Linked DNA regions of Mus musculus: region 1 is linked to region 2. The links are chromatin loops, found by intact Hi-C in ENCODE. Cell type or tissue: heart. All regions are shown on one strand.

Region 1 (5,000 bases), 53 kb after region 2:
GTGGTATCTTACTGTGGTCCTCATTTGTATTTCCCTGCTGACTGGGGCTGAGCATTGAGTGAGTCTGTCTGCTCAGTGGCTGTTTGTACATCATCCTCAGAGAAGCATCTATTGGAGTCTGGTTACGTTTTTGAATTTTAAAGATTTTCATTTGAGTGTGTGTGTATGTGTGCACTTGGGGGTGAAGGGGGAACACTTGGAGATCAGAAGAGGGTATCAGACCCCTTAGAGCCGGAGTTAAGGTGGGTGTGGTTACTGGGAACTGAAATCAGTGCCTCTGGAAGAGCCGCCAATGCTCTTAACTGCTTAGCCATCTTTCCAGCCCTGGGTTTTTATTTCTGGTCTTGTTGTTTATGTTTGACATCTTTTGAGAAATGGCTAGAGTCACATGTTGATGGTAGCTAGAGTTAGTTTCTTAAACATGTTAGTACACTTGTTTTTATCTTGTGGGGTTGGCATGCATTGCATGGTACATGTATGGAGCTGAGAAGACAGCCTGAGGAAGTCAGTTTGCTCTTTCTGGGTTCTCAAGCTTGGGACCAAGGGCTTTACCCACTGAGCAATCTTGCCAGCCCCAAAGTATTAGCAGTGCAACCTTATCTGGGTGATTGCCAGATTCCCCTGACTTCAGGAGCAAGAGATGAGCCAAGAACCACATATATACCAGTCAAGTGTTCTACCCGCTGTGCTACGCCCCCCCCCCCCCCCCCCAGCCTGGACTCCATATTTTAAAATGCAGGTGGTCAGGCTGAAGTTAGAAATGATTTTTAGTTCTGAGTTCATAAGAAAGGGGGTAGTGTTTTCTTATTGTGATATCTGGTACATGTGCAGGGGTCTGAGACAACTTAGTCTACTCTTTTCTTCCATCTTTCCCTAGCCTTTGAGGATTGAACTCAGCTCCTCTGGCTAGGTAGCAACTTTGCAGGCTGAGGCATCCTGCAGGGCCCACGGTAGTATTTTTCTAAAGTGGAATTCAAAATCAGACTGCAGGAAAGCTGAAGAAGTAACAGGAAAGACAGAAAGCCAGCTGACTGTGGCTTCTTGGTGAGAATAGAGGACCACGAAGGGCAGAGATCTGAGAAACATAAAAATTCAGGAATTACCATAGTTAGGGAGGGCCAGGAAGCTGGCATTGGTGATACAGAAGCCCGGGTATGGACAAGATCGGTTTGCAAGCAATTCCCGGGCCCTGTGACCTTGGAATGAAGCTGCTGGGGAGAGGCAAACTCTTAAGAGGAAGAATCTATGAGAACACAAAGCCCTGGAAGATAGAGACAACTGGGTCAGAGGCGGGTGCACACCTGTGATTCGTTCACAGAACATTCAAGGGCAGCCCCAGGCCTATTGGGGGATGTGATGTGTTGGAGAGGGACCGTTCCCGTCTTGCCATTCAGAATAGTTTGACTATAAAACATAGAAACCTTAACAGTGCCAGTCTCACGGCCGTCATCTGGTGAGCAGTTTAGCAAACAGGCCGAGATAGAGCCCGAGAAAGGCTGCGCTCTCCAGAACGCACAGCGATGGGTTCAGGGGCTCGGAGGCCTCCAGAGCAGAGGCCCACCTCTTCTATAAATGCCTCTGGTCGCGAAGGGCGGGAGGAAGCCACCCATACCACACTCTACGTGGCTCTCTGAATGGCGGTCCCTGTGGTCTTCAAAGTTGTGACCTTGGACACCCCCTCTCAATCCAGTCGCTAGCCCAACATCTCAATCCAGTCGCTAGCACCCTAAAGATTTTTTAAAAAAAAACAATTGCATCCAAGGGCTCTGTTCAGCGCCACAGGGGTCCTTAGAAGACGCGCGCTTAAAGTCTGGTAATCCTGGGTCCCTGAGTACAGGGAAACGGCTCCCTTCCGGGGACAGCGCTCCAGTGTCGCGGGTCATGGCCAAGGAACCCAGCCCAGATGCTAACTAGTCTCGCGCTGCCGCTGTGTCCCATCGTCGTTAAGAGTCCTGATTCTAGTCGTAATGCTCCTAGACACTTGTGGACTCGTGATCACGAAAAGGCACCGCACGCACGACCCCCGGGCCCGCAAGGCCTCTAGAGAGCCTGGTGACCTGACCGAGGCAAGGCTTTCAAAATAGCCCCAGCGACATCCAGACAACAGAAAGACATTTCTAAATGTGTAAAAACAGTTGGCTTCTCGTAGCGAACACATCGTGGCAAGTTCCAGCACATAGACCAGTCTCCGCGCGCCCCGCAGCCAGCGCTACCTCCCTGGCTCGCTCTCCCGGATCTGGGATCTGGGAGCGCAAGTGCCCCCTGTGGCCGGCCCGCGCCTGACCTCACGAGCCTGGGACGGCACCCGTGGCCTGCGCGGGGCCCTGGAGGAAGTTGGAGCCTCGGGGCCGAGTAGAGTGCAGGTCGGCTGAGCGGGCGTGGTGGGGGCCTTATCGAGCCGGGGCTACCCCGGGGACCGTGCCGAGGCCCGCTAGAGCTCGCGTCTCCCCACGTGGCGTGCCCCACGTGGAAGGGGAGGAGAAGGAAGGAGGGTGAAGTCACCCCACCGGCTGCGGGACCCCTGCGCGTCCCCAGAGTCTCAAGGGAGGCGCGGGGCTGGGCCGGGGAGTGTCTGCCTTGCCCGGCCCCCTCGGCTGCCCGCAGCGCCAGTATGCACTTTCGTGTAGCTGCTAATCCCCGGAGAGAGCCGATTTGTAGTGAGAAGTATCTGTAGGGGCGAGACCGGACCATGTGGGGTTGTGTCATTGGTTTGCAAAGAGAGACCCCGCCTTTGAAGAAAAAAAAAAAAAAAGAAAAAGAAAACGAGTGTGCGAGGGGACCCTCACCTCGCCTCCCGCCTCGCTCCTGCGCAGCCGGAGGGCACCGGAGCAGCGGCCCGCGCCGCTTCCGTCCTTCCCTTTCCTTTTTCTCTGCGCTTTCCTCCTCCTTCCCGGGAGGAGAAAACAAATAAAGAAGAGCAAATAGCCGGGAGGCGCTCGGCTTCCAGGACCTTCCCTCCCCGGATCCAAGTTACAGCCAGCATCCTCTCGGGGGGTGAGAGAGGCGCGGGCCAGGGACCCCCAACGCAGCCCCCGCCAGGCCGCGGGGCTGGCAAGAAGGCGCGCGGCCAGGACGAGGGGGGGGGGGACTGGATCGGGAGCCGGTGGGCGGGGGAAGGGGGTGGGGTGGGTGGGGAAGTAGGAAGAGGCTCGGCGGCGACGGGAGGAGGAGGAAGGGAAGGAAGGGAGGGAAGGGAAGGCAAAGGAAGGGAGGGGAGGGCGGGAGGGGGTGGGGCGCGGAGCTGGAGAGATTAAGTTTTTGTGTGTGTGTCTCTGTGTGCGTGTGTCATTTTAAGGTGGCTCGGGAGCGGCCCAGAGGAGCCAGCTGCGGCCGGAGGAGCAAGAGACCGAGCTGGGAGCCATGCCGCGCTGAGAGGGGGGGCCGCACCACCAGCGCCACCACCACCACCGCCGCCGCCGCCGGGTGGGGTGGGAGGGGCGGGAGCCACCGCTACCGCCGCCGCCTCCCGGGTGGGCGCCCTTCTCCTTGGACGCCGGCGACCCAGGACGAGGTAAGGGCGGGGGTACCCGGGGAGGGCTGGGGCTGTCGCCGCCCCCGCCTCACCTGCGGCCGCTGGCTGGGGCGCCGTGCCCGCGCCTCACTGCGCCACTCCGGGAGAAGGAGGAGGGCGAAGGACACCGGGCCGGCATCCGAGGACATCTTTGGTCAGCGCCCCCAGCCCTGTGTCCACACACTACGCCCGGAGGTGGACCTCTGCCGGGGGGTTCTCGTCCTCCGCCCCTCGCCACCGATTGCGCTTGCTGGCCGCCCTTTGCTCCAGGATTTTTGTTGTTGTGATGAGAGTTGATGAATGCGAAGTAGGCGGTCACCTTCCTTCCCATCAGGATTGGGGAAAAAAAAAAAAAAAGGAAAGAAAAACCCGGCGCGCAGCGGCGTCCGGAGGGCAGCGGCGGCGGCGTCTGGCGACGGTTTCCTAGGCGCCCCGGGCTTGCTCCTGGAGCCCGGTGGGTGCGCGCGCGGGGGCCGCTGGCGATCTCGGACGAGCGCGCTGCGCGCCGCGGGGACAATACGGCCAGATCCCTGGGGATCAGGAGTCCGAGCATGACGGGGTGCGGCAGGCCTTGCGCCTGGGAGGCGGGCGGGCAGGGGGGAGTAGACACCGGGGTCGGCGGGGACAAGTCGGGGCGCGCGTGGCTCGGGGCCCCTGGGGGCGCGGCCCCTATCGGCCCGGGATCCCGCGCGGTTCTCCCAGAGTGTAAGTGAGAGGCCGGGAAAGACGCGAAGCGAATCCCTTTTGTTTTGCCGGCCCGGCATTGTTGGCTCCTTGGGGCAGCCGGGGCCACATCTGCCGCCGCCGCCGCCAGTGGCGCGCGGGGCTCGGCCCGCCAAAGTCGCGGCGGGGCGGGGGGCCGGGGCGGGCTGCAAGGGCGGGGGCGGGCGGCGCGGGCATTTCCTCTGCCCAGCCGCGCTCCCGCGGGCACCACTTCCTCCTCGCCCTCCGCCCGCTGTCCTCGGCGTCCTCGCCGGGACCGCACTTTTCGGGTGGGGCGAAGCAAAAAAGAAAGTTTCGTAAAAGGGGCTGGCTGGGAGCGCCGTGGGCACCGGGGATCTAGCGTGGCGCGGGGACGGTCCGGCCGCCGCAGTCGCCTCCTTGCGCCTGGGGTGTTTCGCGGAGCCGGATCGACCGGCGGGAAGAGCCTTTCTTCTCCGGCTCGCGCCCTTCCCTCTGCCTTGGGCGACTGAGGCCGGGCAGCGCGGGAGTGCCGGTGCGCCCAGGCCTTGCTTTTGCGGGAGGCCCCGCGGCGTGGCCGGTCGCCTGCAGCCCACGCTGCGCCCAGGGGCTAGGAGGCCGCGGGCCCGAGAGCTCGGCGCGGTCACCGCGGGCAAACCCTCGCGCGCACACACTCCCTCCGGTGGCTTGCTTAACGCCGGCGACTATAGTCGCCGACACGGAGAGTGCGTGTGCGCGCGTGTGTGTGGTACCCTTGCCCAGCCCCCACCCCCTACTTTTCTTAGATGCGGCCCAAGCAGCGGTTGGC
Region 2 (5,000 bases):
TTAATGGTGCTCTGCTCTGCTTGCAGACAGGAGCCTAACATAACTGTCTTCTAAGAGGCTTCATCTAGCGACTAAAGAAAACAGATGCAGAGACCCACAGCCAAACAGTAGGCAGAGCTCAGGAAATCTTGTGGAAGAGTCTAGGGAAGGGTTCAGGGGAGCCAGAAATGTCAAAGACACCACAAGATGACTTTCAGAGGCAACTAACCTGGGCCCACGGGGGCTAACAGAGACTAAACCACCAACCAAAGAGCATCCTTGGACTGGACCTAGGTCCCCTACAAATATGTAGCAGATGTGCAGCTTGGTTCTTGTGTGGGCCCCCCCAACAATTAGAAGGGGTGCCATCTCTGACTGGGACTCTGTTGCCTCCCTTTGGATCCGTTTCCTCTAGCTAGGCTGCCTTGTCAGGCCTCAGTGGGATGTGCTTAGTCCTGGTGTACTTAGTCCTGCTGAGACTTGATGTGCCAGGCCTGGTTGGTACCCAGATTGGGGGTAAGGACTACCCTTCTCTGTAGGAAAGGGAAAGGAAAAAGGAGAAGGGAGTGAGAGGGTGGAGTGGAAGGAGAAGGGGGAGTGGGGTTGAGATCGGAATATAAAGTGAATAAATAAAGAAGTTAATGGGAAAAAAAGAGAGGTCTCTCTGCTTGGGGCTACCTGACTCAATAACCTCTGGCCTAAGGCAATTTGAATAATTCCCTAAACTAGCATCAATCTCTCTCTTATCCTGAAGGTGTCTTGTTCAGCTCTCAGTCACCAGCTCCAAGTCTGGGCATAACTGCTAAACAAAAGATGTTCATTTTGCACGCGGGCAGTGGTGGCACACACCTTTGATCGCAGCACTTGGGAGGCAAAGGCAGGCAGATTTCTGAGTTCAAAGCCAGCCTAGTCTACAGAGTGAGTTCCAGGACAGTCAGGACTACACAGAAAAAGCCAAAAAACTTTCTCCCTGGAAAAAGCCAAAAAACCACCACCAACAACAACAACAACAAAAAAAAAGATGTTCATTTTGTGGGTGACCAATCACGCAGTCTTCTGGGGACAGATGTTTAAGTACAAAAAGGGGTAATCAGGCACACAGGGACAGTTGACCCTGCTATGTTTGTTTCTTATCTTCCTCTGTCTTTCCCTCACTTAGTTGTAAACATATCTGTACTTCCTGGGAGAGAGCAGTGGGAGACTGGAAGGCCCCCAGGAAAGGGCTAGCCCCATCACAATTGGCCATGTGCAGAACTCTGCCTAGTCAGTGTTTCACAGTCCATACTGGGCAGGGTCATCAAAGAGAATGCCAAGCCTAAACGCCACTCCACAGCTGCTGGCCTCCAAAATGATCTCTCTTCGGGTGCTCTGAGCTGAAGCATGCCGTCCACAAAAGCATCCCGTGGTTTCTCCCTCTGGCACTGAACTATGTGTAAGTCAGTATCAAAAAGTAAAAGAAAGAAAAAAAGTGCAGGCAGGGAAGACATTTCTATAAAGTAAGGGGTGTGTGTCTATGTGCGTGTGTCTCTGTGTGTGTATCTGTGTGTGTGTGTGTCTGTGTGTGTGTCTGTGTCTGTGTGTGTATCTGTGTGTGTGTGTCTGTGTGTGTCTGTGTGTGTTTGTGTGTGTGTGTGTGTGTGTGTGTGTCTGTGTGTGTGTGTGTGTGTGTGGTGTAGATGGGAAATTAGGACATCCTGCTTCATCACTCTGTCAGCCTTTCACTGGGAGCTTGGGGCTAGGCTGGCAGCCAGCAATCCCCAGAGATCCTCTTGCCTGCCACCCTAACATGGCTGTTTTCAGGTTTGTGTGCATTTTTTTTTAATGTGTGTACTGGAGATCCGAACTCAAGTCTTCACACTTGTGGAGCAAACACTCTTACCCACTGGGCCATCTTTCCAGTCCCAGGAGGTGAGATGGTTCTTCTCTTCTTCTCCCGCCATCCTCAAGTACTGGTGGCTGCTGAAGAAGGTTAGTTCCACACACTTTCCAGACTCTCGGGGACTCTTTCCAACTGCAGCTCCCAGACATGGTGGGCCTGGCATCCATACAGGATCCAGACATGAACCCTGAGGGTGGTGGGGACAATCTGTTTGAGGGGAGAGGTCTACATACACTGTGAAGCAGACCGTCAGGAAACCCTGCCGTGAAGTAGATCTAAATCCCCCACCTCTAACAACACTCTCCCACTTTCTCTTTCCTGTCAATATGCTATTATCTCCAGTGGCTCCTGTCCTCCCAAGAAAAATGAGGCAGGAAATAGACAGTGTAATAGGAAATGTGGAGAATACACATTTCCTGTCAACAATGTGCCTTACTAATAGGTCGTCAGATGAGTATTTTATTAGAACAACCATAATGACGGCAACATTAACTCCAGAGACAATCCAGGGAGGGTCTGAGTCAGAGCAGGACAAGGAGAACCTTGCCAAGAAACAGCACGGGTAGGGGCTCGAGAGCCACAAACCTCCCCGTTCTAATCTTAGATCTGGCTCCAGTTTCCTATTGGCCATGTGCCTGGACTGGACGGGGACTCTCTGTGTCCCCTCCTTTCTCCCTCTCTGGCCTCTGGTGGGTACCACTCCCCAGCCTCTATACCTCCCCAGGCTCCCTCTGGATGCCTGCTGATGAAAGAGCCCTAAGCAGATGACCACCCCCCCCCAAGGTACTGAGGACTCCCAAGGCTGTTATGAGAAGCAGCCTCCTTCATCTGCAGCGGTTCCTCCCAGCTCCTAGGCTTCATCAAGGGGAGGCTGATCTAACTGGAACCAGACACTTTCCCTGCCACACTCCCACAGAGCTGGGGCTCAGAGCCCAGGTCCATTGCAGCTTGCCTGGCAGCCCATGCAACGGATGCCATCCAGGGACACAGATGCCCCCAGAGTACAGAAGAGAAGGCAGCAGACTGCTGCTGTTCATGTAAGTGTCATGGTTGAAAGTGTCCCGTGCTAGAAATCCCCTTGGTAGTGCAACAGCATTGGGGTGGAGCCAATGAGGCTCTGTCCTTGAAAATGAATTCATGACATGGCCTTGGTAATGTCTCTGTATCTCAGAAATGGACTTGTTATAAAAGCATGTAATGGCAGGGGACGGGGTGGGGCTGAAGAGATGGCTTGGTGCTTAAGAGCACTAGCTGTTCTTCTAAAGAACCCAGATTCCATTCCCAGAATTCCCAGTACTCATATGGTAGCTCACAACCACTGTCTACAACTCCAGTTCCAGGAGATCTGATGTCCTTTTCTGACTTCCGCAGGCACACGGTTCACATGTGGTGCACAGGCAACACACACACACACACATTTACAGCCTTCTTCCTACTATAGGATAATACAGCATAAAAGCTCTGTCAGATGCCAGAACTATGTGTTTGGAGTTAGGCACCAAATTATTTTTTTTCATTATAAATTACCAGTCTCTAAATACTCTAAAATATACTCTAAAATAAACCATGAAAGCATGCCCCTTTCCTAGCTTTAGAGAATTCCACAGGCATCAGAAAGCAGACTCCCAGTGGTGAAGGCCCCTCTCATGAGCTGAATTCAGACCCTTTGACCCTGGATTCACAAAGTGTTGTAGACCTGTGACTTTGGTGAATGTCCACCTCCCCTGAAGGACTATGCACCCCACAGGGCAAGAGTCAGTCTAGCTTTGTTTACATCTTTTCTTGGAGTGTAAAGCTGCCACGACATTTTTAAATTGCCCAATAAATATGTGTCTGTGGGTACATGGGTCTGTGTGGCACACCTGCAAATGTATAACCTGTGTGTGGAAGCCAGAGGACAACATCAACAGGCACTGTCCACAGCAGGGTTTTTGTTTGGTGTGTGTTTGTGTGTGTGTGTGTGTGTGTGTGTGTGTGTGTGTGTGTATGCGTGTGTGCATGCTGCTGCATATGTGTGCAGGTCAGAGGACAACTCTGTGGCGTTGGCTCTTTTTTCCACCTTTACATGGGTTCCAGGATCAAACGCAAGCCATCAAGCTGTTTGGCACAAACTTCCGACCACTGAACCATCTCTCTGTCTGCTCCACTTTATCTTTTTGAGACAGAGTTTCTCATGGGTCTGGAATTTACTGATTAAGCGAGACTGGCTGGCCAGAAAGCCTCACAAATCCTCCTGTCTGCCTCTCCAGAGCATGTGTCACCACTCCTGGTTTTTATTGTTTGGGGTTTAAGCATAATTCTTATTTAGGTGTTTGCATCTGTGTGAGTTTATGTGCACCACATGCATGCAGTTCCCACGGAGGCCAGAGAGTAGTAGTTTCCCTGGAACTGGAGTTACAGCTGGTTGTGAGATGCTTGATGTGGGTGCTGGGAACTGAACCAACATCTTATGCAAGAGCAGTATACATTCTTGACTGCTGAGCAACTATCTTAACACACTTGCTATTGCCTTAGCATCTCATTTGTGTGTGGGACTGAGGCCCACTGAGTAGCAAACCTTCCCAAGAAACATGGTAAGTCTTTTCCTGCTTAAGATGGCATGATACCCAGAAACCAGTGCGTATCTCTGCTTCCAGAGGCAATGTGAATCTAGCTAGTTCTTTTGCTGATGGGAGCTGGAACGGAGAGGCATGGAAGGGTGACTTCCTTGCTTCAGGATTCAGAAGAGTATGCAGAAGGATATCAAGTAGGGATTACTGGTACAATGCCAGTTTCAGACTTCAGCTGATTTTGACATATCGAAGCCCACTCCATCGGGTTAGTAAGAAAAGAAAAATGAGCTAGGCATGGCGGCACACACCCTTAACTCAGCACTCAGAAGACCACGGCTGCAAGATTGGGAGTTCAAGGCCAGCCTGAACATAGCAAGTGTTCCATCCAGCCCTGAAAAGAGAATGAAAAGGCAGGCAGTTTGCATCAGCTACCCACCCACTCCACCCCACCCCCAAAAAAACCCAGAAACTTACTCTCTAGAATGGAGTCTATAAATAAACCTCCTAACTTAGTGAGAATCAATGGTTACGCAAAAGCAAGAGTAGGCTCTTAAAGAACAAAAGGATTCTCTACAGTAATCAACAACTCA

What was found. A loop is a pair of places that touch in the nucleus more often than their neighbours do. Peaks named below come from ENCODE experiments on the same cell type or tissue, not always from the same donor. Only the 100,000 strongest peaks of a DNase experiment are listed, where the experiment ranks them.
Region 1: it touches region 2 in a loop (4-fold over the local background); 2 of 42 quality-filtered maps call a loop at or near these places.

What each region holds. Positions count from the first base shown.
Region 1 is chr7:133,121,652-133,126,651 of GRCm38, reverse strand. Gm35364 reads right to left here and starts at 3,097. Exons shown (of 2, transcript XM_006508433.3): 1 at 2,787-3,097; 2 at 1-2,668. The coding sequence starts at 2,983. The coding sequence ends at 2,041. It also overlaps a transcript of Ctbp2 not described here. In heart, CTCF peaks have their summits at 2,257, 3,598 and 4,837; DNase peaks (open chromatin) are centred at 2,431, 3,211, 3,421, 4,111 and 1 weaker place; H3K4me3 peaks cover 4,023 bases; H3K27ac peaks cover 4,140 bases.
Region 2 is chr7:133,174,416-133,179,415 of GRCm38, reverse strand. No RefSeq gene overlaps it. Among named protein-coding and RNA genes, the nearest start is that of Gm35567, 39 kb to the left of the region's middle. In heart, no CTCF peak of the experiment used is centred here; DNase peaks (open chromatin) are centred at 2,465 and 2,735; H3K27ac peaks cover 1,034 bases; H3K27me3 peaks cover 520 bases.